Linked DNA regions of Homo sapiens: region 1 is linked to region 2. The links are chromatin loops, found by intact Hi-C in ENCODE. Cell type or tissue: B cell. All regions are shown on one strand. Links, peaks and the distances in the headings refer to the core of each region. The heading gives the core; the rest is flanking DNA.

The links. Peaks named below come from ENCODE experiments on the same cell type or tissue, not always from the same donor. Only the 100,000 strongest peaks of a DNase experiment are listed, where the experiment ranks them.
Region 1: a loop joins it to region 2, with 19 times the contacts of the local background. A loop is called at or near these places in 3 of 110 quality-filtered maps.

The regions. Positions count from the first base shown.
Region 1 is chrX:39,187,634-39,204,273 of GRCh38, reverse strand. LOC105373175 (a long non-coding RNA gene) reads left to right here. Exons shown (of 3, transcript XR_007068217.1): 3 at 14,361-15,814. Among named protein-coding and RNA genes, the nearest start is that of LINC01281, 130 kb to the left of the region's middle. In B cell, for the core only: no CTCF peak of the experiment used is centred there; DNase peaks (open chromatin) are centred at 7,513 and 7,913; H3K27me3 peaks cover 334 bases.
Region 2 is chrX:39,135,723-39,152,362 of GRCh38, reverse strand. No RefSeq gene overlaps it. Among named protein-coding and RNA genes, the nearest start is that of LINC01281, 180 kb to the left of the region's middle. In B cell, for the core only: no CTCF peak of the experiment used is centred there; DNase peaks (open chromatin) are centred at 7,202 and 7,872; H3K4me3 peaks cover 953 bases; H3K27ac peaks cover 2,320 bases.

The sequences.
Region 1 (16,640 bases), core at 3,731-11,730, 52 kb before region 2:
TTTTAAATCGGAAGAAAGAACAAGAGAGGAGGGAAAAAGACCCATGCCAACTGGTCAGCCCTCTTTAAGAGCTTTCCCAGATGTTCCACTCAGAGGCTGGAAAATGTGGTTTTGATTTGGACATATTGCTTCCCCAAATAAAATAGCATTCTGTTTGTCAAGAAGAAGGAGAGAATGGGTACTTGGTAGGCAATTTGCAGCCTTTGCCACAGATGGTGATAGTGAATTGACAAATTTTGAGTATATTCTTTCTGGTCAAAACTAAAAGTTGACATACTTATGGCCACCCCCCTAATTTTAAAAAAATTGTATTGGTCTATGAAACCCAAAATCCAAACTCACTACTCTTATTCATTTTGCTATACAAGCTTGGGCTAGGATACATAATACTTTTACTAAAATTAGTAAATGTGATCAACTCATCTAGGCTGAACTGCTAATGAGAAAAGACTCCAGGACATTCACCCACCACCCAGGCAGCCTTCCCTCCTGCTTCTCTCAAGTGACCATGTTTTATCTGTGGCCTTTGGAGCCCCTTCTGAAGTCCCAGAAGGAGGCCCTTAATATTGGATGTGGCAGCGATGTTAGAAAGGAAAGTGGCACAGCACCCTAGGGCTCTCTAGACTTTGGACCCATCTCCTGCCCCTGCTTGCTCTACCCTGTGCTCCAGTCATCTAATTCCTGGCATTGATCCAGCAAGCCTTATCCCCGTGCCCTTCTTTGAGCTGGACCTACTGACAGTTATATTTCTTGTCAATCACCTATGACTATGTAGGAAAATTCCTTCTATCTCTTCAGGCCCCGCTCATATTACCTCCTCTGCAAAAGTTTCTGAGATCTCTGTAGCTGGACATAACCCCTCCACTTTGAGCACCCAGAAACCCCACTGGAGGAACTTTATTAGGACAAGTATTATGTTTAATTTGTAATACGGTTGTTTGGGTATGAGCTTGATTTCTTTAAGTCAGAATCCTTATTTTATTTATCATTGTAAGACTGGAACCTAGAATAGTACTTAGTACATAGGAGATACTTAATACATGTTTGTTGAAAGAATAGACATATAATAAATGCAGAATCAATAAATGTTATCATTAATGAATGCAGGTGAATGGATAAATGTATACTATAAGAAATGGGGAAGAAAGAAAGAAAAAAATGAAAGGAAGTAAGGAAAGAAAGAAGAGAAAGGAGAGAGAAAGAGAAAGAAAAAAGAGTGAATGAATGAATGAGTGATCCTGCAGCTCATTCTGGGTAAGCCTCCACTGGCATGGGCTTTGACAGCCTCCAGGGTGGATAACTCACAGACTCAGCAGTACTTCTACCTTCTTTTTGTCAGATTTTCCCTGACAAGAACCCTCTCTTGTCATTGCCCATTATCTTTTCTATCTCTGAGTTGCCTTGTGTCCTCTTCCCCACAGATAAAGAAGGTAATTTAACTTAGCAGGCTCAGCATGACCACTGGATAAGAGCAAGCCTCAGCTGCCTGCAACTAGAGGGCAGCTGGAATGACCACCTGAGTGCAGGTATCTCCAAGGCAGACAAAGACAGGATCAGAATCCAAGAAGGTCCAGGCAGGCTGGACCTGTCATTTAATGTGAGGAAGTCTCGAATCTTCCTGCAACTGGGGCAAATGATCAGGCCATATTTCAAGGCAAAAAGAAAGATCTACCTTGGCAAAATACAAAGACTCATATTTGTTGGATTTTACACTAAAATAGCAAAATGCTGCCAACCAAGCAACCCACTAACCAAATAAGCAAACAGATAAAGCAAAGCCAAGTAAAACAATCCCTGACACCTTAACTTGGAAAAGCAGCTTTTTGTTGTTGTTGTTGTTGTTGTTAGGGTAAACCTTATCTTTTCCAAGACTGCATTTGTTTTCAGTGGGTTTCACAGAAATGTAAGGGTAAGCTACAGCTCTCTGATCCTGATAATAATTGGAATTCTCTCTCCCTCTCTCCCACTCTGCTCCTTACCCAATCCCCTGCCTCCCTCCTCTCAAGATTTTTGCTCCATCTCTCTCTTTCTCTCTGTGCACCCCACTCCCTTCCCGTCTCTCACAACTGGGTAAGGCACTAGTGCCATTTTCCCTTTCCAAGGTGTTGTCCTTTGATCAGGAAGGAAGCAGCAATCACAGCTTCCACCAAAAAGGCCCACTTTGACAGCTATGGTGTCAGTCAGGAACTACATTTCCCTCCTGTGATATCAGACCTAGGGCTATAATCAGATTGAGTATTTGGGTACAGAAGACATTTCATTTCAAAGCATTTAACAGGCATTAACTAATCCATCCTCACTGGTGAAGGAGGTGGCTTCCCGCTACCACAAAGACGTAGCTGGATTCTCAGCTCCTTAGCACACACACTGCTTCTCTTTGTGAAAGGGGGAAAAAAGGAGAGGAAAGCAAAGCAAGAATGTGTCTGCCACGTTAAATTGGTATTCCTTGTGTAAGTTTTGTTTCCTAGAAAGGCACCTCCTTATCAGATTCCAGACCTGAGTCACACATTCTTCTAGTTCAGGCATGAAATGAGCAGAGGTAATTATTTCCACCCATTTCTCCTTCCAGCTATTAGAAATGCCAAGGGGAGGAAAGTGTTTCTACATTGAAATTAATAAAACAAAAACCAAAATCTCCACCAACACTGGAATAAGGTGGTGACATGCAAATAACACAAGGCAAGAAGCAGGCTGATTGGTGCTTCTCTCCGGATATGGTGATGTCAGTAGCAGGCTGAACTCTGAGTGGCTGAGAGAAAGCCTGAAGAGAGATTATTGAGATTAAGACTCTCAGGAGATGGTGTGTGCATGTGTGTGTGTGTAAGAGGAAGTGGGAAGGTGGGTGCATGAGACCAATATCACATGTGGGTGCGCCCCAGCCCATTATTCGAAAAGCAACTGTGTTCATCCCAACAACCTTCTGCAAGAAGACAGCACAGCCTTGGGGATAAAATTGGTTTTTCTATTTTTAAAATGTTCCGCCTTGTAAATTCTCCAGGTAGCCTTCAACTGTATAAGGCTCAAGGCCACTGAGAGCTTCTAAAGTTCAGTGTATCTGAATCTTTGCCCACAAATACATTCTTTTTTCTAAAAGTTGGGGCATCGTGGTTTGATTGTCCTCAAGATCAATACTACTGATCTTAGTGTTGGCCAGGGATCTCACAGCCCTGAGCACCTCCAGCACATGCTGGAGACCTTGACTATCTGGTCACACAATGATAGGCACCACATTTCCATGAGGACATCTGGAGATGTCACCTCTGCTTTCTCATTCCCTTAGAGTCACAGAATTTTGAAGGTAGGAGAGCCAGTAGAGCTCACCCGAGGTCCAATTGCTTATCTCATAGGTGAGGAACCTGAAGCCTAGCAAAGATTAGGGGTTTTCAAGAAGACACTCAGCTAGGCCTCAGTGCACAGCTCTCTCTAGTCTACTCCCAGTCCTCCAGCTAAGAATGTGCCAGTAAAATGCACTAAATTCCAGATTCCTTTCTTCTCAGCAAAGTCAAATAAATAGCAAGCTTCTTGAGGGCACTTCAAGAAACTTCTTGGTTACTTTGCCTGCATTTGCCATATCTTCTTCTCAAAAAAGTCCCTTCTGAGTGGACAGCCAGCTCCATAACCCCATTTGCTTCCTCTCTTAAAGGGACCATAAAAGTACAACTGACCTAAGATGTGCCTATTGATGTTCTCTTTCAGGAATTGGGAATTTGGTCACAGCAACTTAAGTAAATATCTGTTATACACAAATGGCAAAAACACATGTATCAGTCAGGGATCTCTGGAAAAACAGAACTATATATATATGTGTGTGTGTATGTATATGTATGATTTGGGGGGCTGAGAAGTCCCATGATCTGATATATATATATAGAGAGAGAGAGAGAAAGAAAGAAGGAAAGAAAGAAAGAGAAAGAAAGAAAGAGAAAGAAAGAAAGAAAAACAAGGAAAGAGAGAAAGAAAGAAAGAAGAAAGAAAGAAAGAAAGAAAGAAAGAAAGAAAGAAAGAAAGAAAGAAAGAAAGAAAGAAGAAGGAGATTTGTTATGACTCATTGGCTTATATGATTTGGAGGGCTGAGAAGTCCCATGATCTGTAATCTGCAAGTTGAATGCCCAGGAAAGCCAATGGTATAGTTCCAGTCCAAGTCCAAAAGGCTGAGAACTGGAGAACCAATGGTGTGTAAGTCTCCATCCAAGTCCGAAAGTTTGAGAACCTGGAACACCAATGTCAAAGGTCAGTAGAAGATGGATGTCCCAACTCAACAAGAGACAGCAAATTTGCTCTTCCTCTGCATTTTTGTTCTATTTTAGCCTTCAATGGATTGGATGATGCCTGCCCATATTGGCAAGGGCAGATCTTTACTTGGTCTACTGATTAAAATATTAATCTCTTCCAGAAATACCCTCTCAGACACAACCAGAAATAACTGTTTCACCAGTTACCTGGGCATACTTTAGCCCAGTCAAGTTGACATGCAAAGTTAACTGTCACAACATGTAAGATCCCCTAGGGTGTTGGATTTTTCCCATGTATAAGGAGAAATAGAAAATGTCTGTCATTGAGACAGAAGGAGGCCATCATAAAATATTTAATGGCCTCATAAACAGAGGAAGTCAGGAAAAAAGTGACTCACTACCTAGTTCTCAACAGATCTTAAGTTCTGCCTCCAGTCTTCATGAGTACTGTTGCCCTTCCTGCCCTTGATTTCTGGGAAACAACCACAAATCCTTCTAATACATGCTCCTTTCTGCTTAAGGTAGTTTGCATAGATTTCTGTTACTTGCTTATAAGTCCATGCATTTTACTCATACTTTCATTGCCAACATCTAATGCAGTGCTTTCTGTATCAATTACCTATTGCTGTATAAAAAATCACTCCAAAACTTAGCAATAAAAAACAACAAAAAATTATCTCACAGTATTGTATGATCAGAAATCTGGGTATGGCTTAGCTGGGTCCTCTGGCTCAGTGTCTCTCATGAGGCTGCAATTAAGGTATCACTGGGGCTGTAGTCTCATCTCAAGACTCGATCTGGGGAGGATGTGTTTTCTTTTTTTTATTATTATTATTACACTTTAAGTTTTAGGGTACATGTGCACAATGTGCAGGTTAGTTACATATGTATACATGTGCCATGTTGGTGTGCTGCACCCATTAACTCGTCATTTAGCATTAGGTATATCTCCTAATGCTATCCCTCCCCCCTCCCCCCACCCCACAACAGTCCCCAGAGTGTGATGTTCTCCTTCCTGTGTCCATGTGTTCTCATTGTTCAATTCCCATCTATGAGTGAGAACATGTGGTGTTTGGTTTTTTGTCCTTGCGATAGTTTACTGAGAATGATGATTTCCAATTTCATCCATGTCCCTACAAAGGACATGAGCTCATCATTTTTTATGGCTGCATAGTATTCCATGGTGTATATGTGCCACATTTTCTTAATCCAGTCTATCATTGTTGGACATTTGGGTTGGTTCCAAGTCTTTGCTATAGTGAATAGTGCCGCAATAAACATACGTGTGCATGTGTCTTTATAGCAGCATGATTTATAGTCCTCTGGGTATATACCCAGTAATGGGATGGCTGGGTCAAATGGTATTTCTAGTTCTAGATCCCTGAGGAATCGCCACACTGACTTCCACAAGGGTTGAACTAGTTTACAGTCCCACCAACAGTGTAAAAGTGTTCCTATTTCTCCACAGAGGATGTGTTTTCAAGTTCACTCACATGGACCTCTTTAGTGGGTTGTCTCATGACATGGTAGCTGGCCACCTCCAGAGCCAACAACACAACAGAGTATGAGAGAAAGCACCCAGAACCGAAGCCATGGTCTTTTTATAACCTAATCTTGCAAGAGACATCTCATCACTTCTGCCATAATCTATCCATTACAAGTGAGTCACTAGGTCCAGCCTATACTCAAAGAGGAGACTATTTCACAAGGGCAGGGATGAATACTACGAGGCAGGGATCTTGGGAACAAGACTCTTAGAGACTGCCTGCTACACCTTCCTAGCTCAGATTAATATCCAGTTATAACTTTCTGAGTGCATATTTCTCATAAGCACTCTGTATTTTGGGTGCCCTTTGGTCTCTTCCTTATGTTTCTGGAGTACTAGCTGATCGAATAGAGGATACCTAAGCCAATACCTTTCTAAGAAGTACATATAATGACTGGGGAACAAACTTCTGTCATCTAGATTACAACTTCCCTGAAAGCAGGAACTATCGTTATACTTCACAATCCTATGAACATCATGGATAGTTAATAAAGATTCTATTGTTGGCTGAATGGATTTGTATGATACAGTAAAAAGAGCTCTGACCTGAATCTCCAGCACTCAAGTTGTAGATATGGCTCAGGGTTTGACTATTTTGATGTTGGGTGAATCAGGACTTTGTAGAGCCTCAGTTTTCTCCCATTAAAACAAGGAGATTAGACCAAATATTTAAGGCATACAGTAATATGGTCTAAATAATTCCTCCTCATTTAAATTTCCTTTGGGGAAGTATATCAGACACTTCTAGAGACCTTCATCACCCCCTTGGCCCACCTCCAGTTTCAGCCTCAGCTGCAATGGGCAGACTTACCTTAAGCCAAGCGTCTGTCTTCTTTCTGCCCCTGAACCTTCATTACTTATGTGAAAGTTTGCCCAGGTCATGTGCTTGTGTAGCTCAGAAATGGGAGAAAGTTAACATCCTCAGGGACAATCCTCACCAGGGTCAGACAGTGGCTAGTGAATAAATGCCCCAACCTCCTGCCCTTCCAGTGGACAATTCTACAAGGCATTCTATATGCTTTCCTGGGAAATCAGTCCCTGTTGCCCTCCATTATATTGATATTTGTTCCTACTGTGTCTTAATCCCTTCTTTTTTCTCCATTCATTCACTTTACTTCTTCACTGGGATTACCTTTGAAATAAGCTACCTTCACCCAGGACTTTGTGTCATGCTTTGCTTTCAAAAGAACCCAAACTGAGAAGAGAAACCATTTCTTTCTCCATCCAGCCTCTGCCATGAAGGCTAAACCATGAGGAAGCTTGGATCAGGAAGACAGTATATATGGCATGAGTGAAGCTTCAACTAGACCAGAAAATCCTGCTCCTTCTAGCTCTGTCTGGATGAAAGTTTCAGAGAGGGGAGTTGTCTAATTGGAGTGAAGGAAAAGCCAATGGCAGAAGTGCAGTCATTTTACTCTCTGTCTGGGACTCCAGGAGGAGCCAGCCTAGCGCTGTGTACCCGCAGTAACCTCAAGTAGCTACTGGTGAGGCAGAGAGCAAGTCGAGTTAGCATTCCTGAGCTATCCTGGGCTCCATTTGGCACACAAAAGATGCCAGAAATGCTCAAAGGCCCCTAGGGGAACAGAGATGTTGGCAAGACACAGGCAGAAGAGCTCAAAAAAGGAAAAAATTCTAGAGTCAAGTGAGTGGATTGGGCCACCTGAATGGGAGATTGAATAGAGGTCATGACCATGTCTCAGGGGACATTCAATAGCAGCAAGGGCTGAGTACGGACTGAGTCAGCAAAGAGGAAACCACAGGTTCACTAACCACAGACTTCAGCAGTTGTCAGCGTTGTGGGACATCTGTTGTGGTGGAGACATGAAGCGCCCAGGAATTGGAATGATAACACTGATAGATCCCCTTCCTCCACCACCAGAAGGATGTAGCATGTTCCCACCCCATATCCAGGTACCATCTTGGAGAGGATCAAGTAAAGGAAAGCAAACTGGAGAGAGAGACTGCTCTGGTTTGAATATTTGTCCCCTTCAAACCTCATGCTGAAACTTGATCCTCAGTGTTGGAGGTGGCGCCTAATGGGAGGTGTTGGATGGGGGTGGATCCCTCGTGAATGGCTTGGTGCCATTCTGGAAAGAGTGAGTGAGTTCTAACTATTAATTCCCTTGAGAGCTGTTTGTTAAAAGAGCTCAGCGTCTCCTTCCTCACTCTCTTGCTTTCTGTTTCACCATGTGATCTCTGAACCCATCAGCTCCCCTTTGCCTTCCACCATGAGTGGAGGCAGCTTGAGGCTCTCACCAGATACCTGATCTTGAACTTTTCCAGACATCGGAATTGTGAGCCAAATAAAAACTTTTTGTCTTTATAAATTACCCAGTGGTAGGTATTCCTTTATAGCAACACGAAACGTACTAAGACAGGGACAATTTAAAGTCAAGGAGACTGAATTTCCAAAAGAGAGTTTAAATTATTGCAGTGGACCAGGTTTACCAGATCAGAACCAAGTTTTGTACCTACTTCCAGTTCTGTGGGGTCCACTTTGTGTGTGTGAGTGCATGACTATCTGCTTTAGAAAATTTTCTTGACCATGTGATTGGAGTGTGGAGAAATATTTAAACTCCTCCTGGGTGCTGGTTGGACAGAGAGTAGGAGGGGCTCAACCACAGATAGAGGGTCTCTCAGCTGGAGCAGCTTTCCATGCTCAAGCCAAGCTCATTTGGACTGTAAATGCTACATCAGCTGCAGATCCACCTCCAAATGTCTGGTTTTACCTAGGAGGCAGAAGTCAGGGGTCTTAACACACTCAGCAAGAACTGTGGAGGGAGGATGGGAGTAGGGAGGATGGCAGCATCTGCCCCTTTCATCTCCTTGGGCAGTCTCGATTTCCCTGCCCCCATCTCAGAATATCAAGGCTCTCTGCGTCCCCCTGTCTTTCCTGGCCTCCTCTGGGACACCTTCTCTACCAAGACAGTTGCTGAGGGTTCCCCAGGGCAGGTCGAAGCATGATTTGCTTTTCAAGCTCTGCCCACTTATTGATCTCCTGTCTGAGAAATGTCAGCAGCAGCCGGGAGCTCTCCCTGCTAAGGCACTTAGCTTGGAAGCCTGTGGTATCTGCCTGCATAAACCCTCCTGCCTCCTGCCTGTCTGGCTTTAGAACTATCCCCACCCCCACCTTGGGCAAAGTCTTCTAAGACGTGATGGCAAGAATCAAACAGCAACGTGCTCTGAACACTGGGATGGGAACCAGATTTAAATTGGGCAAAAGCCGTAAGCTCAGAGCCAGTGCATTTCACTTCCTGCCATCCCTCCCCCTCTCAGCATCTTGTCGCGAGCAGGTAGGGAAGGAAATCTTCCAGAGAAGGCTGGCCAGGGGCAGGTGCTTGGCCCAGGAGTCAGAAAGTGGGGCGCTGATCCAGAAGCTGGGCGGATAAAGGCAACCCATTATTTCAACTGCCATCCCCTGGCCCTGCACCCCCACCTCCATGCAATTTAAATGCAGGATTGTGAGGAGGGGAGGGGAAGAGAAAGAGACTGTGTTTAGTGGTTAAACCTTTTAAAGTTTAAGTGCATAAACAGGGCCTTCTCCGTATCTGTCTATAGCAATTCTCATGACAGTTACAGCAAAATTACAGAAACTGGGTCGTTTATATAACCCTTTGTATTGTCAAAGCACATTAAATGTCTGCTTTCCTGCACCCTGCTGAGCTGTCTTCAGCTGTCAAATCCCCATACTGCAGCTCAACACACTGAGGGTAAAGGACTCTGGCAATGCGCACATGGGGAATACTGGACCCTCAGGTGCAGCAAATGTTTTGAAAAGGAGATTTAAATTTCCTCTGCACAGGAGTCCCATGGTTTAAAATATATTGAATTCTCTGCTTTCCAGCCAAATGCTTTGTCACCTGGCTAGTGGGCTTTTTTCCCCAAAATGAGCAAACATGACATTTGTTTTTTATTCTGGACAGGGTTGAAAGAGCTCATTCATCTATTTATTCATTTGAAAAAGATTTATTGGATGTTTTCTAAAATCCTAGCACTACAAATAGTATGCAGCAGCCACTGTTTTAAGGACGTTCTACGAATTAACTCTTTTAATCCTGATCTAAACCAGTAATGTAGGCACTATGATTATCCACATTTTATAGATGAGGAAACTGAGGTACAGGGAGGTTTAGTGGATGCAGATGTCCCTTCAGGACCGAGGCACTTATTCCCCCAGCTTCTGGGAGTGTTGGCATGAGGACAGTTCACATTGACTGTCCCTTCAGAAAACATCCTTAAGGTCACACCCCTTCTTGGGGGCAACCCACATTCAGTGACAGGGTTATGCAGGGGTATAAAGGCTCATTGCCTCACTTGGATGCTGGACAACTCAGTGAGGCTACCCCAGCTCCAGAGGTCCCAGAGATTCAACTGAGGTCTCCTTTGTGACCACACCGCAGTAGCTCAACTCCTTCCTTGACCCAGCCCTGCCTTCTTCACTCACCCACTGTTGCTGATTCCAAGGGCACTCCTCAATAAACCTCTTGCACTCACATCTCCATGTCCACCTCCATCTCACAGTGTGCTTCCTTGTGATCCCACCAGATGTAAGAGGATAAGTAACATAACATTTGTCAAGGTCACAGGCTCATGGCCAGTGGATGTCATTTTAACCTTCTTACTTACCTACCACTATCTCATTTACTGAGAAGCTTCACTCTTCCCATCATGGGGCCTAGGACTATATCCATATTCTTTGACTCATTTAATCCTCCAGCCTCAGAGGTATCACTACCCCCATTTTACATATAGGGTACCTGAGGCTTGAGATGGTAAGTAAGGGGTTGGGGCTTCAGTAGGACTTGAGCCAGGATGTGTCAGACTCCAAAGCCCTGGCTTTTTTGGCAGCTCCAGCCCTAGCCCCAGCCATCCATCCACTGTTCATGGGAACGAACAGTGCAGCAGTTTGCAATAATGCTTCTATCTCACAGAGATCTTTCAACTTTCGGAGAGGGATGGAAAGGAAGATATCATCATCTTAATTTTATCAGTGAGAAAATTTAAGCCCAGGGAAGTTCAAAGGACTTACTCTGTCTGTTGGTAACACAGCAGAGAGTGGCACCGAGCTATCCAATTTCTGATGTCTTGCAATTGTCCCTGCTAATGCTTCCCAGCCAAAACTTTAGGTTGAGAGCAGGGCAGGATGCTCTTCTATATGAGACTTTGCCCCTGCCCAGGAAGTGGGGCTATCCATACCTTCACTCTGCCTCTCTGCCTGGACTCCAAGACTCTAGGATTTCGAGAATCTGGGCAGTTGTATCAGCCCCATCAATGCCATTACAATCTTCCCCTTAATAAAGTCCTTGTACACATGGCTCCTCTGCCAGGGCTAAGACTCACTGTAACCTTGTGAATCAGGTAGGGTGGGATTTATATTCCCTATTTCACAGATGAGAATAATGAGACACAGGCTAAGGGTCATAATCACCACCTGGGCCATGGAAGAACTAGGACTTGAACGCAGGACTTTCATTACAAGTCCAGTGCTCTTTCCACCCTGCCCTGCCCTAATTGATCTCCTCAAAGCCACTTCCTTTCCTTGGTTCCCTTCCTGTTGTGCACATATATATCAGGAAGTTAATTCCTGGAGGAAGCAGGGAGACCAATTGAAAGATATCTCATGTGGTGTGATTTGTGGAGCTCTGGGAAGCTCCCCCCTTTCACCCCTAACATCTAAAATTTTCCAGTATTGTCAGTCCTGAGAGCTAATCATTGCCTTTTCCCTAGAACCTTCTTTTGACATGCAAAAGCCAACTGGAACTCCTCTACACTGCTAATGGGAATGTAAAATGATAAAAACAACTTTGGAAAAGTTAGGTAGTTTCTTAAAAAGTTAAACATATGCTTATCATTCCACTCCTAGGAGTTTGCCCAAGAGAAATCATATGTACAAAGACTTGTAGATGAATTCTCAGAACAGCATTATTTGTAACATTCCAAGCCTGGAAATAACTCAAATGTCCATCAATAGGTGAATGTACAAACCAATGATGGTATATCCATATTTTTGAGCAATATAAAATAATAGACTATCAACACATGCAACAATGTGGGTGAATTTCAAAAACATGTTTAACAAAAGGAGCCAGACACAGAAGGATTCCACCTACAGGAAGTTGTAGAACAGGCAAAACTTATCTATGGTGATAGAGGTCAGAATAGTGGTTGTTTTGGTGGGGGGAGGAGGAGGTTTCGACTGGAAAGGAGCACAGGGAATTTTCTAGGGAGATGGAAATTTTCTATATCTTGGTGAGGTAGTGGTTGCATGGGTGTATACAATTGTCATCAAACTATACACTTAAAATGGGTACATTTTGTTGTATGTTAATTATACATCTATAAAACCAATTAGAAGATAGGTCATTGACACCGTAGATGTGATATTTTTAACCTGGGGCTCCAGTAGTCTCTGGTATCCATAAAACTATATTCACTATAGTGAGTCTTAGGTATGTTTTACAGAAAAAGGGCTCGAATTTTCCTCAGGTTCTACTTCTACAATAGTGTCTACAACTCATTTAACACAGATACATAAGAAACAAAGCACCTCAAATAACCATTCTGTGTTACAAATCCAGCAGACAGTTTCTTTCACAGAGCTCTGCAGCCTTTTGGGGCTAGATTCCTGGGGACACAGGGACATGGTGAAAAAGGGAAAGGTTTCAGAAGGAAATACAGGCCAATCTCATATTGTGGATGAGAAGAAAGGGCTGAGGTCCAGTTCTGAGACTGAAGAATCACCAGGTACTTAACCTTGTCTGCCAGTAAGATGGCAGAGAAGCCACAATTGCTCAGGTGTCTGTGACTTATACAGGTTTGAAATCACAATCTTGTCATGCTTGTTTAAACCACCACGATGCAGTGAAATATTTCTGTGCTGTCAGATGTGGGAGGGAACTGTGGACAACATCAGACACACCTCATTCCCTTGGGAACTGGGAAGCTTGGAAAATTCTGTCCTGGCAACAGCCTCCTTAAAACAATCATCTCAGCCCTCCAGACTTAAGCTGGGATGAGGATTGAGTTTTGTTGGAGCAGCACCTGGTGTAGGAAAGCACGTGAGTGTGCCTGTGTGTGCACGTGCACACACCAGCAAGAGCTGGGGCGGCCATTTGCAAGATATTTCAGAAACTAGCAGCACTTGGGAAGTTGAAATGCTGAAACCTGTGAATCAATCCAAGTACAAAGCTCTCAGTTTCTAATTTGGTACCTGTTTCCAACACCTTGCAAAGAGTCAATCTGTGCAGAACCTCACGCTTTTGGCATTTCTGATACTCAATTCTAGGAGGATGCAGTAACAGCAGGTGTCTAAGCCACTGATTTCTTGCAGAAGATCTTACACCATCAATGACATCGAATTTGCTCTTGTAAAAATACTCAGGAACTTTTTGTAGTCCACATTTGGAAGCACTCAATAAAACACGAAAACCTCTGTCTTCTATAGCCTATGGTTAAAGCAGGCCCAGGGAATACTTTTACTCATTCTTTTAACATATATTTATCAAGCATCTAGTATGTGTCAGGCCCTGATCATACAGCAGGAAACATGACAGAGGAAAAAAAAACCGAAACACTTGCCCTCATGGAGTTCATATTCTAGAGAATTAATGAGTAAGTACATTATATAATATGTTAGATAATATGGTAGGAGAAAAGTAATGCAGAGAAAGGCAAAGACGAGGTTGCAGATTTAGGTTAGGTGGTCATGGAAAGTCTCACTAAAAAGAAAACAGGTGAGGGAGCCTGCTTTATGAATAGCTGGAAAGACAGTCCCAAGGAGCAAGATGGCCAGTGCAAAGGCCATGAAGTAGGAATATTCTGGGGTATTAGGGGAACAGCAAAGAGGCCAATGTGGCCAGAACCAAATGAGCAAGGGAGACTAGAAGTATGAGATGAAACTAGCGAGGCCAGATTGTGAAGGTCTCGGTAGGCCATTATAAGACTTGGGTCTTCAGTCTGAGTGAGATGGAGGGTTCTGAGCAAAGGGATTTACTTGAGCTTAGGTTTTAAAGGATCACTCTGGCTGATGTGCCAAGAATAGACTACATTACAAGGGCAGAAGCAGGGTGACTGCAATTTGGAACATTTTAATTTTCATGTACCTAGCATGTATTCAAGTGAAGTGTTGAGTTTTGATTTGGATGTGCAATTCTGGAGTCAAAGGGGGAAGACTGGGCTAGAGGTAAAAATGTGGGAGATATTAGTGTATGTATTCTGTTTAAGGTAATGAGACTAGATTGAATCACTAAAATTGTGATTGGTGATTGAGAATGGAAGGACCAAGAACTCAGACCTAGGTTGCTTCAACATTAAATGGTTAAGATAATTTCTTAAGAAAATCCCTTCAGTGTGTTTTTTTTTTCCTTGAAAACAAAAACAGCCAGATCGAAACATGCAAAATTATCTTCAGATGACAGTAAGGTGACACTTATTTTCAAGTTTACCTAGGCTACAGAGAAAAAAGGAGCCATGGAATAGTGGTCTGAGAGATGTTTGAGAACCCCAATCTGGTATCTATGAATGGAAGGACTTATGGATTGATTGTATTATATGATAATTAATTCTTCTCTTTTTCTATTTAGCTGCCAAAGACCTCCACTGATATCACTGCTTATGGACCAGTTGTGTAGCATCTGTAATGGGGATAAAATAACCCTCATTTCTGAGATTCCTGACACCATAGGATGGCTCTGTTTTATCTAGAGATGCCAGCACATCTTTGCTTTAGAATGTTCTCCTACTTCATTGTGTCACTCTCCAACCAAAAAGTTCTCGAAATTTTATTTCCAGTCACCCTCAAACTGCATATGCATGGTTCTGATCCTAATTAGCATACCAAAGACTTTGAGAACTGAACTAAGACATAGATCACTGCCCAGATCCCAGACAGGCCACTGGATGGTCCACACCCAAGACAAATCTGAAGTGCACTACAGAGCCTTAGAAAACTGAACTGACATAGGAACCATAACCCAAAGAAGGGGGATGGTAATTTGCAGCCTTATCCTAACTAGATCAAGTGCCTGCTAAAACAAAAATATCAATATCCTCCATAAAATTTAATCAAGACCCAGGGTCTTATAGTATAATACTCAAAATATTCAGGAAACAACTTCAAATTACTCAGCATAAAAAGAACCACAAAAATTTCAACTTACATGTGAAAAGACAATCAACGGATGCCAATGATGAATTGAAGCACTTGTTGGAATTATCAGATAAATATTTCAAAGCAGATACTTAAAAATTGTTCGAGTAAGCAATTGCAAACACTCTTGGAACAAATCCTAAAACAGAAAGTCTCAGTAAAGAAATAGAAGCTATGAAGAAGAACCAATGGAAGTTTCAAAACTGAAAAATAAAATAATTGAAATTTAAAAACTTACAGGATGGACTCAATAAGAGAGCAAAAAGTCTGTGAATGTGGAGATAGATCAATAGAAACTATACAATCTGAATAATAGAGAACAGGCTGAAAAAAATGAATAGGACATCAGGGACCTGTGTGATTTAACATTAATGTCATCAGAGACCCAGAGAGGAGGGGGAAGAGTGAAATGCTGACAAATTATTTGAAGAAATAATGGCTGAAAATTTCTCAAGTTTAGCAAAAGACATAAACCTACATATTCAAGAAACTGACTGAACCACAAGTAAGATAAACCCAAAGTAATCTATACCTAGACACATCATAAACTGTTGAAAAGTAAAGATGAAGAAAGACTCTTGAAAACTGCCCAAGAAAAACAACACATTCCCTATAGAGGGACAGCAATTTGAATGACCATGGTTAGCGCATTACAAATGATAGAGGCCAGAAGGAAGCAGCACAACATTTTTAAAGTGCTGAAAGAAAAAAAAAAACTGTCAGCGCAATTCCAAATTGAGCAAAAATAAGCTTTAGGAATGAATAAAGGTGAAATAAAGATATCTGTATATGATAGAAAACTAAGAGAATTATAACCAGTAGATCTGCTCTAAAAGAACTGCTAAAATAAGTTTTTCAAAAAAAAGAGAAATAAAAGAAGGAAACTTGGAATATTAGAAATAAAGTAAGAGCAACAAAAATGGTCAGTATCTCGGTAAATGTAATAGATTATTTTTGATTTTGAGATATTTAACATATGTTTGGTCATCAAAAGCAAAAATTATAACATTGTCTTCTGGAGATTTTAATGTAAGTAGATGTAATATATATACGACAAATATAGTACAAAAGGGAGAGGGTAAAGAGTCCTAAATTGTGATATGTTTTCTATATTCTAATTGAGTAGCAAAACATTGATTCTAAGTTAATGGTGAAAAGTTAAGCACATATGTATTTTGTAATCCCTAGAGAAACCACTAAAATAACTATATGAAATATAGCTAAAATCACAATAGATAAAACTGAATATTAAAAATGTTCAAATAACACTGTGACTGAATACAATGTGGTATACTGGATTGAATCTCAGAATAGAAAAAATGATATGAGTAGAAAAATTGGCAAAATCCAAGCAGGCTTGAGTTTAGTTAATGATAATGTACCAATTATTGTTTTCTTAATTTTGACAAATGTACCATAGTAATATAACATACTAACATTAGGGGAAAGTAAGTGAGGAGTATACAATAACTTCCTATATTATCACTGCAACTTTTCTATAAGTCAAAATTTTTTCCAAAAATAAAAAATTTAAAAAATATTCACATAACCCAAAATTAGGCAAGAAAGGGGAAACAGAAAAACAAAAATAGAGGTAGCAAACAGAAACCAAATAATAAAATGGTAGAATTAATCTAAATATAAGTAGTTACATTAATATATGTGATCTAAACACACCAATTTAAAGAAAGATGATTAGAATTGATTAATAAAA
Region 2 (16,640 bases), core at 4,029-12,028:
AGGGTCAGAAAAGGCCTGCTCCCCGGACAGCCTGCACTTGCCCGGAGCTTTGTTAGGGGGCGCTGTGGGGCTGCAAGTGCTGCTTCACCACCCTACAGAACTGCTGGCTTCCCAAGGCCTATGGCGGTTAAAACCCCCATAGCTCTTTTGGCAAAGAGTAGGTGTGTCCTGGCCAGGTTCCAGTTTGGGTAATTACAGCCTGTCAACCTAAATTCCCCCCAGGATTGCAGTTAAATATGGTACCCGTCTTCACAATTAAATTTTAGCTCTAATAGGACACTAGATTGTCATGTTACGTGACAGTTAAATAGCAGCTGCATCATACCCCAGAGGTAGCTGCACTTTTGTGGTGACTACAAAGATTTCTCTGGGTGTAATAAGTGACCTGTATGGACAGAAATGTGTGTGTGTGGGAGTGGGTGGTGGGGGGTTTCTGCCAAATTGTAGTTGGTAACTATAGGACTTTGCTCATCACTAAAAATTTTTTCAAATGTTTCAGGGAAAAAAATTATGGAGAACACTTAATTACTCCAATATCATTTGCAGTTCTTTTACCTGAAAATAAAAATCAAGATGCTAGGTTGTTGCAGGACAGAGGAGGCCTCCAACTACCATCCATGTCACAGGCATCCTTGCCTTTCTCTAAAGACGTCAGGCACTCTCTCCTCCCTTCGCCTGTGTCCTTGCTTCTCCCACAGCCTGGAACACCTTTCTTTTGTTCTCTGCTTACAGAGGCTGTTTATTCCACCAAGGTCCAGCTCAAATGCCACCTCCTTCATGTTGTGGTCCACAATCCACAATTAAGCGTGTCTCCTCTTAGGACACCCATACCATGTTGCTATTATCCTTACTCAGAATTTATTTAAATGCGTCTTATAATGAGTTGTTTACACAACTGGCACAGGCACTAAACTAAAGCTCCCTGAGGGCAGGAGCACAATGCTTAATATTCCTGAAAGAGAGAAGGAAGGCAGCCTCTCTCTCCTTTCCAAGAGCATAAATAAGAATAACTGGTATTTAGGGAATGTGTACTATATGTTAATCATTTTTCTAAGCACTTGGCATGTATTGACTCATTTAAACCTCACCATCCTATAAAGCATAATTATCATTGTCCTGTTTTATAGAGGAAAATACTGAAGCACAGAGAGGTTCAATAATTTGCCAAAGGTCACACAGCCAGTACATGGTGGCACCAAGAGGGAAAGCCATGAGGCTTATCCCCAGAGCCTCATACCTTTATGCTGCTGTATAGCATAGGTTTTTAATTAAACACATCAGTATCTCAACTGCCTTTCAAGTTTCAAATCAATCCAGGTCTGCAAAAGCACAAAGCTTTTTCTAAAGGGGGAAGTGTGAGGATGGGGGAAGTTGATGGCACACAATCTACCTGTCTCCATTTTAGTTTGGCTATCCTAAATAACAAAAGGGCTGCTTTCTGAAATCCACATTCTTGTTTGTCAGTTTCCATCCTTGGGCAATTATTTCACACTGAAAATGAGAAGGTGATAATCTAAAGTATTCGCAGCCAGTCTTGCCTACAGAGGTGTGAGCAAGGAGGAAGATAGCATGTTATGATTAGAGAGGGAAGAAACAAACCCCAGTGATTGCAATGCGTAAGAAGGGGTTAGTCTCATTATTCTAATGCATAGTTTTCTGCATCCATAGAAATATTTCATTCCAACAAGTTAATTCCTTTAAGTGGCGAGCGCTGAGTGTGGCAGACACGATTATCTTCCTTAGGTTTCTTACCACTTTCTCCCCATCCGGCTGGGGGAAGGACTTCTGCAGCTCACCTCATGCAATTAGAAACAGCCCCACAGGGCAGAGGTGCAGCCTGCGTTCTGAGATACTCTTCTGCTGCTGAAATAAAAACAGCCTTTGAGAATATTCTCCTGCCAAAATCATTTTAGCATTTCACTGTCACACAGCAGGAGGCCCAGAGAGAGAGAGAGAGAGAGAGAGAGAAAGAGAGAGTGAGAGAGAAAGAGAGCGCACATCCTTTCTGCGCACAACCGGCAAGACCTCATGAGTCTTTCCTGTGTACAAGGAAATTAATTAATTTCCTTTCTTATTTTTGTAAAAAGGGGCCATAAAAACATAGTTCAAGATGTTACATTTTCATAAGGAAGAAGTCTCAATTGTAAATGAGTTCCTCATTAAGACAAGGCTGTAATTAGATTGCCCGTAGTGATGATGAATGGGGAGGTTGAAGGGTCTTCGCTTTTTTCTGGGGAAAGAAACATCCTCGAAGGCGGAGGCAAGGGCTGCCTCGGGCGGCCACTCTGGTGCCAGTGCCAAAGACTGTTCTCTCTCATGAAGCTGAAAGAAGAAAGTGTTTCTAAACCTAGGGAAGAATAACAACAGGAAAGGCAATTTAGAGGGTGAGCCAAGGTGGTTTCCTAAACAGAGGCCAGCGTGCCAACAGGGGGCGCTGTACCTCTCCCTAGCTGACTGATCCCCAGTGCTTTTTGCACAATCTCTTTCAACTTGGGTATAGTTTCTCTCTTGCAGTTACTGAAAAGAGGCGAGAACTTGGCAGTTCCTACTGCCCCTTCATAAATGCCTCATTTATTTTTATTTCTACATTCCTGTTATGGGCAGAATTGTATATTGTGTACCCCTAAGCTTCATATGCTGAAACCCTAACCCCCAGTACTTGTACCTCAGAATGTGACTGTATTTGCAGATAGGGTCTTTTTTAAAGAGGTAATTAAATTCATATGAGGCCGTTATGGTTGGCTTAATCCAAGGTTGGCAAGAGGTGTCCTTATAAGAGGAGAGGATTTGGACACACAGAGAGACACCAGGGGTGTGCATGCACAGAGGAAAGACCATGTGGGGACACAGGGAGAAGGTGGCCATCTGCAAGCCAAGGAGAGAGGCCTCAGGTGGAATCAAACCTGCTGACACCTTGATTTTGGACTTTTAGCTTCCAGAACTGTGGGAAAATGCATTTCTCTGTTTCAACCACCCAGACTGTGGTATTTCGTTATGTTAGCCCAAGCTAACTAATACGATAGCAGAGTAGTTTTTTCAAAATATGGTCTGTGGATCACTTTCATCAGAAAGTGATGAGTGGATTAAAGTACAGGTTCCCATCCTGGGATTTAAATCTCTAGGGTCCAGGAATCTGCAGTCTTTCACAAGCACCTCAGGTCATTTTGGTGCACACTGAAAATGGGAAGTTCCTGCAGCATGAATTTGCTGAGAGAAAGGTCACCTCCATGGTGATCTGAAGGAGCTGCCCGAAGGCCACACTGCCTGAAACCCCACCATTAGGAAGGCATTCTTTGAAGTTAAACATTGCCCTCTCCCTGGTGGATCTCTTTTCAGTGCAAATAGCTCCTGGACGGAGGTGACAAATTAAGTCAATAACTTTTGAGTATGAATTCATTTATCAGCTGAATTCCTGTGTGATTGGAAGGATGCCAAACCTCAGAAAAACCTGAAAGTGGGAAGGCATAGGGGGGCTGGCTGAGAGATAGTGGGGTGGTCCACACTGGAAGAAGGTGCCACCTTGACAATCTTGCTCCAGACTAGCCCCAGTGAAAGCAAGGTAGTCCCTAGATGGGCAGCTTAAAAGCACACAGTTCACTGCTCTCTGACAGGAAGAGAAACAAAGGGATGGTATCTAGGCTTTGGGGACAAGACAGCCAACTCTTGGATATCTACTGTTTTCTTGTCTGCTTCTTGGAAGCTGAGGGCAAAATCAGGCCTACTTCTTTCCCTTCCTGAGAGTTAAGTGTGTAGGGATCAGCTGAGGTGATAGAAGAGGGGTGATGGGGGTAAGGAGTGGATATACACAGGCCTGAGATGCAAAATATGTTTAACAACTGGTATGCCATAGGCATGGACCCATTAGAATAGAAGCCAGCCAGAGGCTGGAGTGGGATCCTGAATATCGTCTTTATGCAGGAGTTAACCTTTCATTCGCTGGCTTGTCTGAAGTCCTGGCCTGAAACTTTACCCGACACTCAGGGCATAGGCACAGGCCCAAATGGGTGGGATGGTGACCCAGTAGGTCTGAGGCAGCTCTTTAGTCTCTCTTTGCATTCCCATTGCTTTCATTCTTATTTATTTATTGATGTATTTACAAGGAAGGAAAAGGCATCCTCTCCACCCCTTCCCACTTTCAGGTTCAGGCCCAGTGTACTCTAAGTCAAAGCAATTCACATGTGACTGCAGCACACCTGTGTCCTCCACTTCCTGCATCTTCCAGGAGGTCTAATAGGCTGAGAGTATCAGCAAGTGGGCAAGGGCTGTACTCCTGACTGCTGACAAGTGGCCACCTTAGAGAGGGCTGCCAGAGGGCCAATGCACTAATGGCTGTCTCAGAAACCACAGCACTGAAAATAATAATGGGCTGAAACTCAGAGCCCTCTACAGGCTCCCCGCCCCCCAAATCAGAGCCTCAGGGATGTGCCAACTGCCAGGGCACAATCTAGCCCACTGGGTGCTCCACATGGAGAAACACTTTCTGGCTTCCCCTTCTTCATGGCAAAAGGTGAATCTAACATGAAGTCTGCAAACACATCGACCCAGGCTCCCAAACCCTATTCACTGAAGTAGCAGATGGTTGGAGGAGAGCAAGGACCAGCCAGGCCAGAACATTCACTGGCAAGCCACTCTTCTTTCTCAAGACAGCGTTGATTGTAATAGCAGATAGTGTTAGTGCTCCACTCAGACCCCCTTGGATCCCTGTTGATCCTTTGCGTACTCTGCCCCCTTCACTGTGCTCTTACTTCAAACACCTAGCACCTATGCTCTGCTTCGGGAGGACAGCCCCCAGACTAAAAGTAGGGAGCCACTTTGCACGCATTTGCAGGGAACTGGAAGTACCTGGGTGACTCTCCGTCATTGACTGCTGGAGGCAGATGCATGAAACCTAGCTCTTTTACCCATAGTGGGGCAATTCTGAGGCACAATTTACCCTCCAGAACTCCCCTGCAGATTGGGCTAAGGCTGCAACTCACCTGAGTGTGCCCTTGCCCAGCTTCTTCCTTTCTCTTTCCCTACTTCCCCTCCTTCTTTGCAGGTCTCCCCTGGGAGGGCTTCTTCACCATTCACTTGCTTGCAAATCCTCATCCTAGGGTCTGCTTCTGGCAACCCAGCCTAGAGTTTGCATACAAAATCCTAAGTTTTCCTCCCATTAGCATCTCATAAGCAAAAGAAATGCTCTGCTCCTATTCTCTCTCTCTCTCTAATTACCTTTACCCCACCTCCCCATAAGCCAGCTCTTCCTCCAGACCCCTCTGTTGCCTTTAGAAAGACCCACCATTTTCTTTGACACCAAATTCAGAAACATGGGTATCTTGCATTGTCTCTACTACCCAAGCATTCTTCCCTACTGCCACCCTCCTAGCTTAGGACCCTTTCCTTCTCCTCCCAGACTAATACAGCCAGCCCTCAGTATTAGGTGTCTACCTTCTACCTCCCACTGTTCCAGAATACCTTGGACACTGCTGGCAAATGGATCCTGCCCAGGTCGAATTTCTCCATCCCTCCCCCGATTACAAAGTTTTCAGTGACTTGAAAATTCTGGCTGAAGTAAGTGTATCCTTTTTGTCTGGGCATTCCAGGCTCTCCCCAACATGCCTCCAGGCTGCATCTCCAAATTTTTGAGGGCCAAAATGGGAAGCCACCACCTACACTCAGCACATTCCCTCAAAGTAAGCCTTTTTAATATGTTGAGATCATCATGGTGGTCAAGACCGTGGTGCAAAGACAATAGATGAAGAACTGTGCTAGACAAACACATTGAGGAGACACGAGTGAGACACACTGAATGAGACACATTGGGAATCAGAGAGGGTATGGAGCCATTTTTATTAATTTTCCTCTGGTTTGAGAATCTAGATTCACTTTTACTTACTCGCATTTTACAAGAGCCATATAGTGTTTTTGGTTCCTCCCCCCTAACACCTGTTTAGTTGGGTCTTTAATCAGGCTTCTGTCCAGCCCTTAGGACTTCAGGTTCTCCACTGTGCCATGCAGCAGGCACCCACCCACGGCCTTCACCTTGGGCAGGACACGTGCTCATGTTTTGGAAGTTTCATGCCTGCCACTCAATTAACCCAAATTCATAAAATCATGTATAAAATGTGTGTCCTGGCTTTTTCTTCTTCCAGGCCCCCATCTCCCAGGTTTCTAACCCTGGGCTTAACTTCTCTAGGTAGACCTTCAATCTGCCATCTCTGGTGTAGCATGGGCACAGATCTAATGCTTTCCCACCCATTCTCTACAAGAACCTGTGTTCTCCCTGTCACAAGTTTGTCTTTGGCAGCCCTGGGCAAATAACCTCTCAGCTCAGCCAAGCTCTGGAAACTTTTCCAGGGACAGTCTGTGATCTGTTTTAGTCCTCTGCCTATTCCTTTGACTATTTATAAACTCCTTGAGTGTGGTGGGCATTCAATTGTGTTGCCTAGATCCCCCTTCAAGGAAGGACTTGATGTCCAGCTCTGCAGACAGCTTCCAGTTGTCAGCCCCTTCAGAGTCTGCCTAAACGCTGAGACTGGCCTTGTCATGTCCTTTCTGGGGTGGCCCATGTCTGGTTTAGTGAGCAAGGCAGGGCTGTAGAAACCTGGCCATTTTGGTCTGGTGTTGTACCCTCTGAGGACAGTCTTTGTTCCAGAGTTTGCCTGACTGGCGGAGGCTTCGTTGGGTCTGCATCACACACAGTTCCAGGTCCTTCTTTGCAGAGTTTTTATTTCTCCCCCTTCTTTTCACAGGTGTTGATCCCCCACAGACATCTCATACCCAGAACTCTGCCTCAGCATTTGTATCTGGTGATCACAACATGTAGCTCTGGATCAAGGGGCATGGCTATGCCTCTCTGTGTCCCTTACAGCACTTACCTGTGGGGTTTGCTTTAGAAGACGACTTGCAAATGTTTGCTGATTGAATTGCTGCTAGTAATTACTAACATTGAAGGAGTAGGCCCATGTACCTGGCACCAAATGAAGCAGGTAGATCATTTTACATGAATATATCCTTCAGTCCTCAGAGAACCCCATGAGAAAAGCACCATTATTTCTCCCTTTTTCACAGATGAGGAAACTAACGCACAGAAAGTAAGCAACGACGTGAGAACATGAGCCCAGGCAGTCTGACTCCTGAACCAAAACTCCTCCCCCCCATGTTGGAGCTAAGCTCTAGATGCAGCTGACTGTTGATCACTAACAGTTAACAGGAACCATATGGTGACACGAGGCAGTGTCAGAAAGCCAAAGGGGAACTGACACAACGTTGGAGTGGTAGGCATTCATGTGGGACTGGCTGGCTCGGAAACTTTCTGAGCCTGTGTCTTCCAGCACATCTGTCTCTGTTTTCTCCTCCTAAAAATCATGTCATCATGGACTGCCTGAACTAGCAGCAAACATAGCTTAAACTCGCTGTGGTACAAAGCAGGAGTAAGCCCAGAGAGGTTAAGGAACATCCCCAAGGTCACAGAGCTCGTTGGTTTCTAGCCCTCAAGACCAGCCAGGGTTTCCACCTCATCCCACTCCATCCCCTCTCCACACCACACCTTTCCCCTTCTTCCCCTCTACATCACACCCCAAAGCTCTCTGGTAGTTAGTTGGTGGATGTTGAGGCAGGAAGGGCACCTCCAACTTGGCAAGGCCAACTGTGGAGTCAGAAATCCTCTGCCTTCTCAGTCAGGCCCTCTTGCTGATTCAACTCCATCAGCATTCCAAGCACCTCTGAAATGTAAAGGCAAGGGGATTGCAAGAAGGGTAGTTGTAAGAGTGATGCAACAGCACTACCTCATTTTTATTGCTACCTTGCCCAAGTTCTATTATTAAATTTCTCACTTCCCCTTAACATTAAAACCTAACAGCACGATGGCAAGTGGTTAAGTGCTATGAAATCAAACAAGCCTTGGTGTGCAACCCACCTTACCTCTTTCTAGCAGCGTGACCTTGAGAAATTTACTGAAATTCTTTGAGCATCAGTTCCTTCCTCTGTACAGTGAAGCAAATAATGCTCAATAGTGACTTCGTAGGGTGGGGGAGGGATAAATGAAAGAATGAATATGGAAGACAGCACAGGGCTGCTGAACACAGTAAAGCTACTGTAACTTGTAGCCATTGTTATTTTTATTAAAGATACATAAGAGATAACATATGTGGCACCCAGTAATCATTAATCCAACATCCTCAGCAGGGAAGAACAAATCAGCACATGCATTAATTAGAGTTTCTCATAACAGAAAGGATTCAGCTGATGTGTGCAGTGCCTCTCAGGAGAGAGGCAGGACCAGACTCGCCATCTCTGGATCAGAATCTATCCTAAGGCAGTCCCAGGCCACAGAATCCCTCTTCTCCAAACTCATCACTGATATTGCACCTATAACCCTCATGATTCAGGTTTCCTTAAAGTGAGGATGAAGGCAGTATGACTGAATCAACAAGAATAGGGGTGGAAGGCTGGAGTGGGAGAGATATGTGATGTTTCAATAACTTGGTGGACTGAGCTAACAAGGACCATGCTCCCACTGCAAACACAGAGAGATATCTGATAAAACATAATGAAAAAGTAAATAAGTACACAGTTTGAAAAGGAGGAAGGAAGGAAGGGAGGGAGGGAGGGAAGGAGGGAGGGAGGAAGGAAGGAAGGACGAGCAGATGGAGGGAGGGTAGGTGCAAGGGAAGGAGGGAAGGAAGGAGGGGAAGGAAAGGAGAGAGAAAAAAGGGAGAAAGGAAGAAAGGAAAAATGAAAGGAATCCCCATATTTCAAAAGGAATCATCCATTTCAATCAGCAGCATTCATTGACTTAAGGCTGAAATGATACAGCGAGTAACTAGAGAATGGGATTTCAAGTTTTGAAAGCATGACCAAAAAGGTGACAGAGCCTAGACTTCCAAAGCCCTTAGACATCACATTGCATGATGCTGTAAGATCAGGCCTCCAGCACTAGGCTACAGGGAGAAAGTCCGAAAGGAAGAAGAGCCTTTGTTGCTGGAGGAATCCCCGAGAAAGGGGATTTCTTGCTATGCTTTGTCCACCCATCCTTCCAACCCACCAGACCAAACACCAGATAAGTCTGGGGAACCCAAGTGCTCAAGGCTGTTTTTCTTATCCCATTATCTCGTTTGAGTTCACATACAATATGGGCTTGAGAATAAAATAGATCAAATCCTGGGTCTGTCACTTTCTATCTGTATAACATTGGGAGGATTATATGATTGCTGTGTGTTCATTTCTTCAACTATAAAAAAAAAAACAAAAATAAAAACAATAAACATGTCACTACCAAATATATAGAAATCCAATTCTTAATCATTCTCAATCCCTGCTGGAATAGGACACCCACACGCATGCACACAAATTCTCTCTCTCTCTTTTTCCCTGAATGTATGAGTCTGGAATCTTCTGCTTGCAAGTGACAGAGACTCATTTTAAACTAGCAAAAACGCAAACTGAGCGGGACTTATTTATTCAAGGAACTGAATTTAATGTGGTTATGTTTCTTTGGCCCCTTTCTTAGCTTGTCCTTGCTTTCTTTTCCTTGCCCTCATTCTCTCCTACTGAAAACAGCTTCATCCCTGAGCTGGGAAATTGCTTAAAGCACCTCCAGTCTCTTTGTATAACTCATCATCTCCAAGAAAATCTCAGATTATTTCAGCAAGAATATCTCAGGGAAGGTCTGTTCTGAGAGGTCTGTTTGGGGACATGTGCTGTGCTCTGAACTGATGATTCTGGCCAGGGGGATAAATTAATCTGACTGGGCAAGCCTAGCTCACCTCTTCACCCTTTACACAGGGGTCAGAGGGGAGGAGATGGAATGTCATTAGACCCAACTAAACCTTAGTTCCCCAAAGGAAAAAGGAATTACATTTTCAGAGGAAAGAGGGAAAGAGTCTCAGAAAGTAGGACTAACAGAGATACCCACTACATTCTATCTTTTGGCTACCCAGAATTCATATACATTACTTTAAAAATGTCCCCACCCCATTTAATACATCAGTCCCACATACAATAAATGTGTATTTACTCCCCTCCTAGAGGGAGAGAAGCCAAAGTCTTTTCCAGATACTAAGTTCAAATCCAAGTCTTAGATTACTGTTTCTGGGGGCAGATATGAATGTAGGTCTTTATAGCCCAGTTACCTCCATCTACATCAGGGTTTCTTAAACTTTCTGTACCATAAACTACTTGGTAGTCTAGTGATGCCTATGGATCCCTTTTCAGAATCATGTATTTAATCGAAGAAAATAAAATATGCTTGAAATATATTTCGCAAAACATTATAAAACAAATTCATGATATAGAGATGTATGTACTTCTTGATTGATGCATTAAATAGCAAGATCTAGTAGTAAATCCAGTAATACTACAATTTCAAAAGTGATGACCATGAATGGCATTATGAGATATCTACCACAAGTCTCACATGATATAAAAATATCTGCAATTCACTGGTGACCAGTACTGCTAATACCACCTCAGCCTCTTGCCTGCAATGATATTTGAAAGAAATGCTCAATTTTAGTTAGATATTAGTGAAAATGAAGAAAACTCCAAATCCAGATGGTACATTTAACCACCTAAAATATTCCCCATATAGAGTGGTGAAGGAAAATAAGGAAACTACAATATAAAGCTTCTTTGTTTTGGGAAGAGGAGAAAGGAAAATAAAATACAAGGGATTTTGGATCAAAGTCTGTGCTGTATACCTTTCAGAGGCAGTCAGCAAGACTCCATGCTCTGTGGAGTGAGAGCACAACTTATTCAGAGATGTACCCTTTGGGAGAATTTCTTTTGACCATTGGTCTTGCATGTACTTCCCTAAGGAATGTGCAAGAAACAATTCTGTTCTAGATGGTGCATCCATTTAGCAGCCCAGTGCCTGTCCACACAGCATTGGGCCTGTGGATGGCCTAGGAACTGAACTGTCATAGACACCTGATTCCCAAACTTTGGGAGATACTTTAGCAATGTAGTAAAAATCTCACTTAGAGCCTAGTCATTAGATTTCTCAACAAGAGAACTGGTTAGTAATCAAAGCCAGTGTGGGCCTTAGACCCAGGCAAGCAGGACCCTTGTTCCAATCTTTGTGCCCAAAAGGGCTCTGTATTTTGGAATTCCTTCCTAAAAATTCTTCTAAATACCCCTTTGAGGCTTGAACTAGCCCACAGGACCATCTGGGCATGGCCTCCCCTCTCCCCAGCCTGGTCCCATATGGGTCCTGGTCATTGGAAGCACCTACCTCAATATTTTCTATGTCTCCTTTCAGTGTTTGGGACCAGGGCTGGCAGTGCTTTCTACCTAGATGGAGCTTCCTGAGTCCAGATGAGGACCTATAAGAGCCCTGGTCCCTATTTTACCTCGTTGGGTCACTCTCCAATGATTGACATCTTCCCTCAATCCCCTGAGAGGGGTTGATCGGATCCTCTGAGAAAATCTGAGGCTCTTGTCTATAGGATTGCCCTGGGACTGGTTCCAGAGGGCAGTCTGGTGAGCTGATGCTTTCTGTGGGCCAGCACAGTATTTCTTTTGCAGGATCACAGAGACTGGGCTGCCAGAATGGTGCTGACACACTGACTGTGACTAACTCTCATTTACATAGGACACTGGGTGATTTCAGGACTCTGGGTTAACAACGGTTCATTGCCAAAGGGCTTGAGTGCAAGCCATGTGCCATGAGTGCCAGCCACATGTCGGTTATCATCTATCCTTGTCCTGAACTACAATGCTACATTTGTGCTGTGTGCCTCCCACAGCTGGCACACAGAATGGTCACCCCACCTCCTCCTTGGGCTTCACATCACTGGTCCCCCAGGGGTGAGCATGCCTATCTCCTCCAAGGGCTTCCTAGACTATTGCTCCATAATGTGAATAGACCCTCCTAATTGATGTCCTTTCTTGCCTCCAATCAATGTAACATCGTGCTCTTTTGGACTGGTCTCAAGCTATGCAGGACAAAGATGGACATTCCTTACCCAAATGATACTGCTCTACTCTATCTGTCCATGGGTTCCTCACCTATCTGCCTCCCTATTGGTGGTGATGTGTGCAAGGCAAGAGTGGAGGTCATCATTGAAAGAGATTACATTCTAGAAATACAATGATGACAGCCTAAAGAGATCAAGGAGAGACATGAGTGGAATATGAGTTGTTCTATAAACTATAACATTCTAAACAATATTGTGTGTGTGTGTGTGTGTGTGTCTGTTTGTGTGTGTGCCAGAGTCTTGCTCTGTCGCCTAGGCTGGAGTGCAGTGGTGCAATCTCGGCTCACCGCAACCTCCACCTCCCAGGTTCAAGTGATTCTCATGCCTCAGCCTCCCAAGTAGCTAGGATCCCAGGTGCATACCACCATGCCCAGCTAATATTTTACATTTTTAGTAAAGATGGGGTTTCACCATGTTGACCAGGCTGGTCTCGAACTTCTGACCTCAAGTGATCTGCCTGCCTTGGCCTCCCAAAGTGCTGGGATTACAGGCATGAGCCACTGCACCCAGCTTAAACAGTAATTTTGGCAAGACCACAAAGCAACTTATTTGCATTTTCTTGCATACTCACTAAGACTTACATTTGTTATCATCATCAACAAAGCACAGTTGATGACCTTTGAGAGAGTCATTGGAAGCCAGTGTTCATGGGTGGCACTACGGATGACGTGGCAACATGGATAAAGTATCCAGCTCTGAATAAATGGAATATGTGGTATGAGGGAACTGAAGAGGCAAGAAGATCTATAGAGTTACAATATAAACAGGTTCCAAAGAGCCATGGCATTGTGAGTAATAACAGCATTGCTACCTTTTTCTTGCAGTGAGTGATAAGAAATTATACAGGAATGACACATTTGGCAATAAAGAACACAAAGAGATAGTTCCTGGACCTGAACAGGAAAAGACGGTGCCAGGATACTATGAAGAATCTTCACAAGCACTGATTGAATAGTAAACAAATATGTAAGTACCTCTTCTAATCCCATCATTCTGAATTTTCATCGATAAATCAGTATACCTCACATAAGCCCACCAGTTTGGTAGCACATTTTAAAAATTAAATTGTTCATATAGATAACCCTTGCCCCTTCAAAAAAATACTTACACAGGGATCCTGCACCTAGGAGTGGCTCTAATCAAACATGGAGGTCTTGTTGAGTTATAATGCTTGAACCTAGACCCTGGCCTTATAACTTCCTTTTATTCATAATTGGTCTCAGTGTGTAGCAGGTAACCCTTTATTCTTAGTTTAACAGTTCTATTTTGGCCCCTGCATTTGGGCAATAAAAAACAACAGGCTAGTTGTGAAGCCCAAGTAATTTGTCCCTTGCTTCCAAATTCAAAGCTCCTGTTCAATTTGAGCAAATGGTTTACTACAATGAGGATAATTATTTCCTTTGTCAGGCAAAGAGTACTCATCTGGAGATATTTGGAAGCAGCCAAGGGATTCTGATTTTCCACAGATCTTTCTTGGGACTGATTTTATCCCTCACTACCTTTCCCTCCTCCCTGCCTTGGTGAACTCTAACTTTAGGTTGGGGCATAAAGTAGGACTTTTTCAGTCCCATCAAGACTCTGAGTCATGTTTCTCATATATTTGAGGTTGCTAGCCATGAAACCACCTTTGGAAAAATTATTACTGAGGAAATTATAACAGTGAGATAAATCTGACATGGTTGACTCCATCTTGTCTCTTGCCTCACAGGTTGGCTGTCTTTGCTCATTCCTGGGTGTGGGCCAAGCTAACTTTGGGAGAAATTTATAGTTTAGATCATAGCCCTTCCCAAAAAGGAAACTGCTCTTGTAAAACTAATGGAAGGCCACCAAGTAAGGATGAAAGGGGCTTGGATTCTATTAATAAATAATTACCAGCCATTATTCTAGAGGTCATAAGATTTGCAACTTCTCCAATTACTCTTGAAGATAACATCACTATTGTAGAATCTAAGGTTGGCCTTTTGAGATGTCTTTTCAGGTTTCTGCATTTCTGACAACCAGATGGCCGCACCTGGACCTGCCAACCAGTCCTGTGGCCCCCACCCAGGAAATGACTCAGCATAAGAGGACAGCTTTGACTCCCTATGATTTCATCCCCGAGCCAATCAATCAGCACTCCTGATTTACTGGCCTGCTACCCACCAAATTATCCTTAAAAACTCTGATCCTTGAGTCTTCTGGGAGACTGATTTGAGTAATAATGAAACTCTGGTCTCGTTTATAGCCAGCTCTGCGTGAATTAAACTCTTTTCTATTGCAATCCTCCTGTCTTGACAAATCAGCTCTGTCTAGGCAGTGGGCAAGGAGAAGCCATTGGGTAGTTATAGTCTCATTAGGAAGAGTCTCTCTTAGTAGAGGTATAAGCTACTCCCTATTTGCTTCCAGATGGAACAGGCTTTCTCGTAGGACCTTGAGGAAAAGCTACAAGAAGTAGTTCCAACATTCCACACTTCTAATATTTTCCTACTATGCAAAATAGTTCCAGTGTAAGTAGGCATATTGCCTGTATCTGAAGATCCAGGGGATGACAATTTAACTAGCTGCTTTGCTACCTTAAAATGAGGACTTATTTTGTTGGCACACAATAAACATTGGCAATGGCTGTCTTAAGAGGGAAAATAATATTTGTCTTGGCATGAACTGCCATAACAGAATACTGTAGACTGGGTGGCTTAAATAACAGAAATTACTTTTCTCATGGTTCTAGAGGCTGGACATCCAGAACAGCGTGCCAGCATGGTCAGATTCTGGTGAGAGCTCTCTTTCTGGCTTGTAGATCGCTGCCTTCTCTCTGAGTTTTCACATGGCCTTTCCTTGGTTCATGCACTTAAAGAGAGAGGGCTCTCACGCTCACTCTTTCTCTCTTCCTCTTCCTATAAGACCATCTGTTCTATCATATTAGAACCCTACCTTGTGATCTCATTTAACCTTAATTATCTCCTAAAAGCCTTATCTCCAAATATAGTTACACTGGGGGTTAGGGTACCAACATATAAAATTGTGGAGAGGGTAGGGAGAGGACACAGTTCAGTCCATAACAGTATTACAGAAATACTGGGGAGCTCACAGAACTGAATAATCAACACAATGAAAACTTGGGACCAATGGAAACTATGTCAGCTCTGAGTACAAATAACAGGAGTGCATAAAGTGTATTTTTCATTTAGCTCAAGGTTCAAATTTTCAGGAAGAGAGTATTAATTGATCAAGTTTAGGTCACGTGTGCATCTTGGAACTAATCACTCTCTCCAAAGAAAGGATGATGTGCTTTGATTGGTCAAGTGCATGCACGTGTGTAGATAAGGTCAGCCTCATCCAAATAATATAGAATAGGTTTGCCATAAAAATAGAGGTTCTGTTAGGTAGAGAAGAAGGAAAGGTAGAAATAATAAATAAAGCAAATAAAAAGGCAAAGAGATGTCCACCACAGAGTGCCAGCATTTTGCACAAAAATTGTTGAAGTATAATATTTTTCATAGAAAATATTGCTTGGCATAAGGAGAGGAAAAATTGCTGTGCACTATCAACTTTGTCTTTTCAAGGTGGCAATGACATAAGGAACTGAACTGAGACCTTCCTAGTCTTCACAGGTCCTTGGAGCTTGTTTTCCAGGTTAATTTCCAAAAAAGAAGAGGAAAGAGAAGCTTCCAATGCAAACAATTTGTCATCTCCGAGTTCCCAAATTTGTCTTTTAGGGAATGCTAAAGGCCAAGTATTAGTTGTCTTATCATAAAACCACAACTGGCTGCTACAAAAATTCCTATGGACGCAAAAATAGAATTCCAAAATAAGCTGACAATTATTGAGCACTTACTTTCGGCCAGCTCTGGTCACCACTGTTGAGTGCCTTCTTCAAATCTATTACTGCTTTCTAATGAGATCTTGATGTTGCTTGAGTAATTACACTTTCTCCACCTAGATCATGTGACTTAGGGGAAGGCAACCCCTACCCCCAGCAAGAACAATGAATCCTGACTCATGTGAATCAAGCACCATAATCCATTCCTCTTTTCCCCTGACTAGTTCACATACCCAAACTGAAACCAGTCACCATGTGAGTATTCCTCTGGCAATAGTAATTGATTCAAGGTTGGCCCAAAGAGATTGAGGGGAAAAATTTGTTTTCATATTTGGGAGTGGCTTCTCTCTCTCTTCCACTGGCTATGAATAAGCAATCCCACTGCTCCTGTTGCTGCCAGCAGCCATCTTGTTTCCATGAGGTCCAGCCTGAAGAAGGCTAAGCCAAGAGAATGGCTGACAGATATGGGCTGGAGGCCTGATTGGGTCACATCTAGAGCTCTCTTTTGTCACTGGACTATGTGAGATAACATATTTCCTAATTGTTTAAGCCATTTTGACTCAGGATCCCTGTCACTTGTAGCCAAAATCATCTTACTAAATACTTTATATACTTTTTTGTATCCCCATATGACCCTAGAGGAGATAGTATTGTTATCTTTATTTTATAGGTGAAAAACTGAGGCACAGAAAGATTAAGTAACTTGCCCAATGTCACTTAGTTCCTGAACCCAGTCATTTATCTCCAAAACCTACATTTTAACCAGTAAAACTGAAGCCAAGTTGTTTCACATTTACCAACATTCCTGGAAAATTCAAGAGAAATGGAAATATTATAAATCAAATTTTAGCTTTCCACTGATTTGGATTAAGGCTTCAATGGTT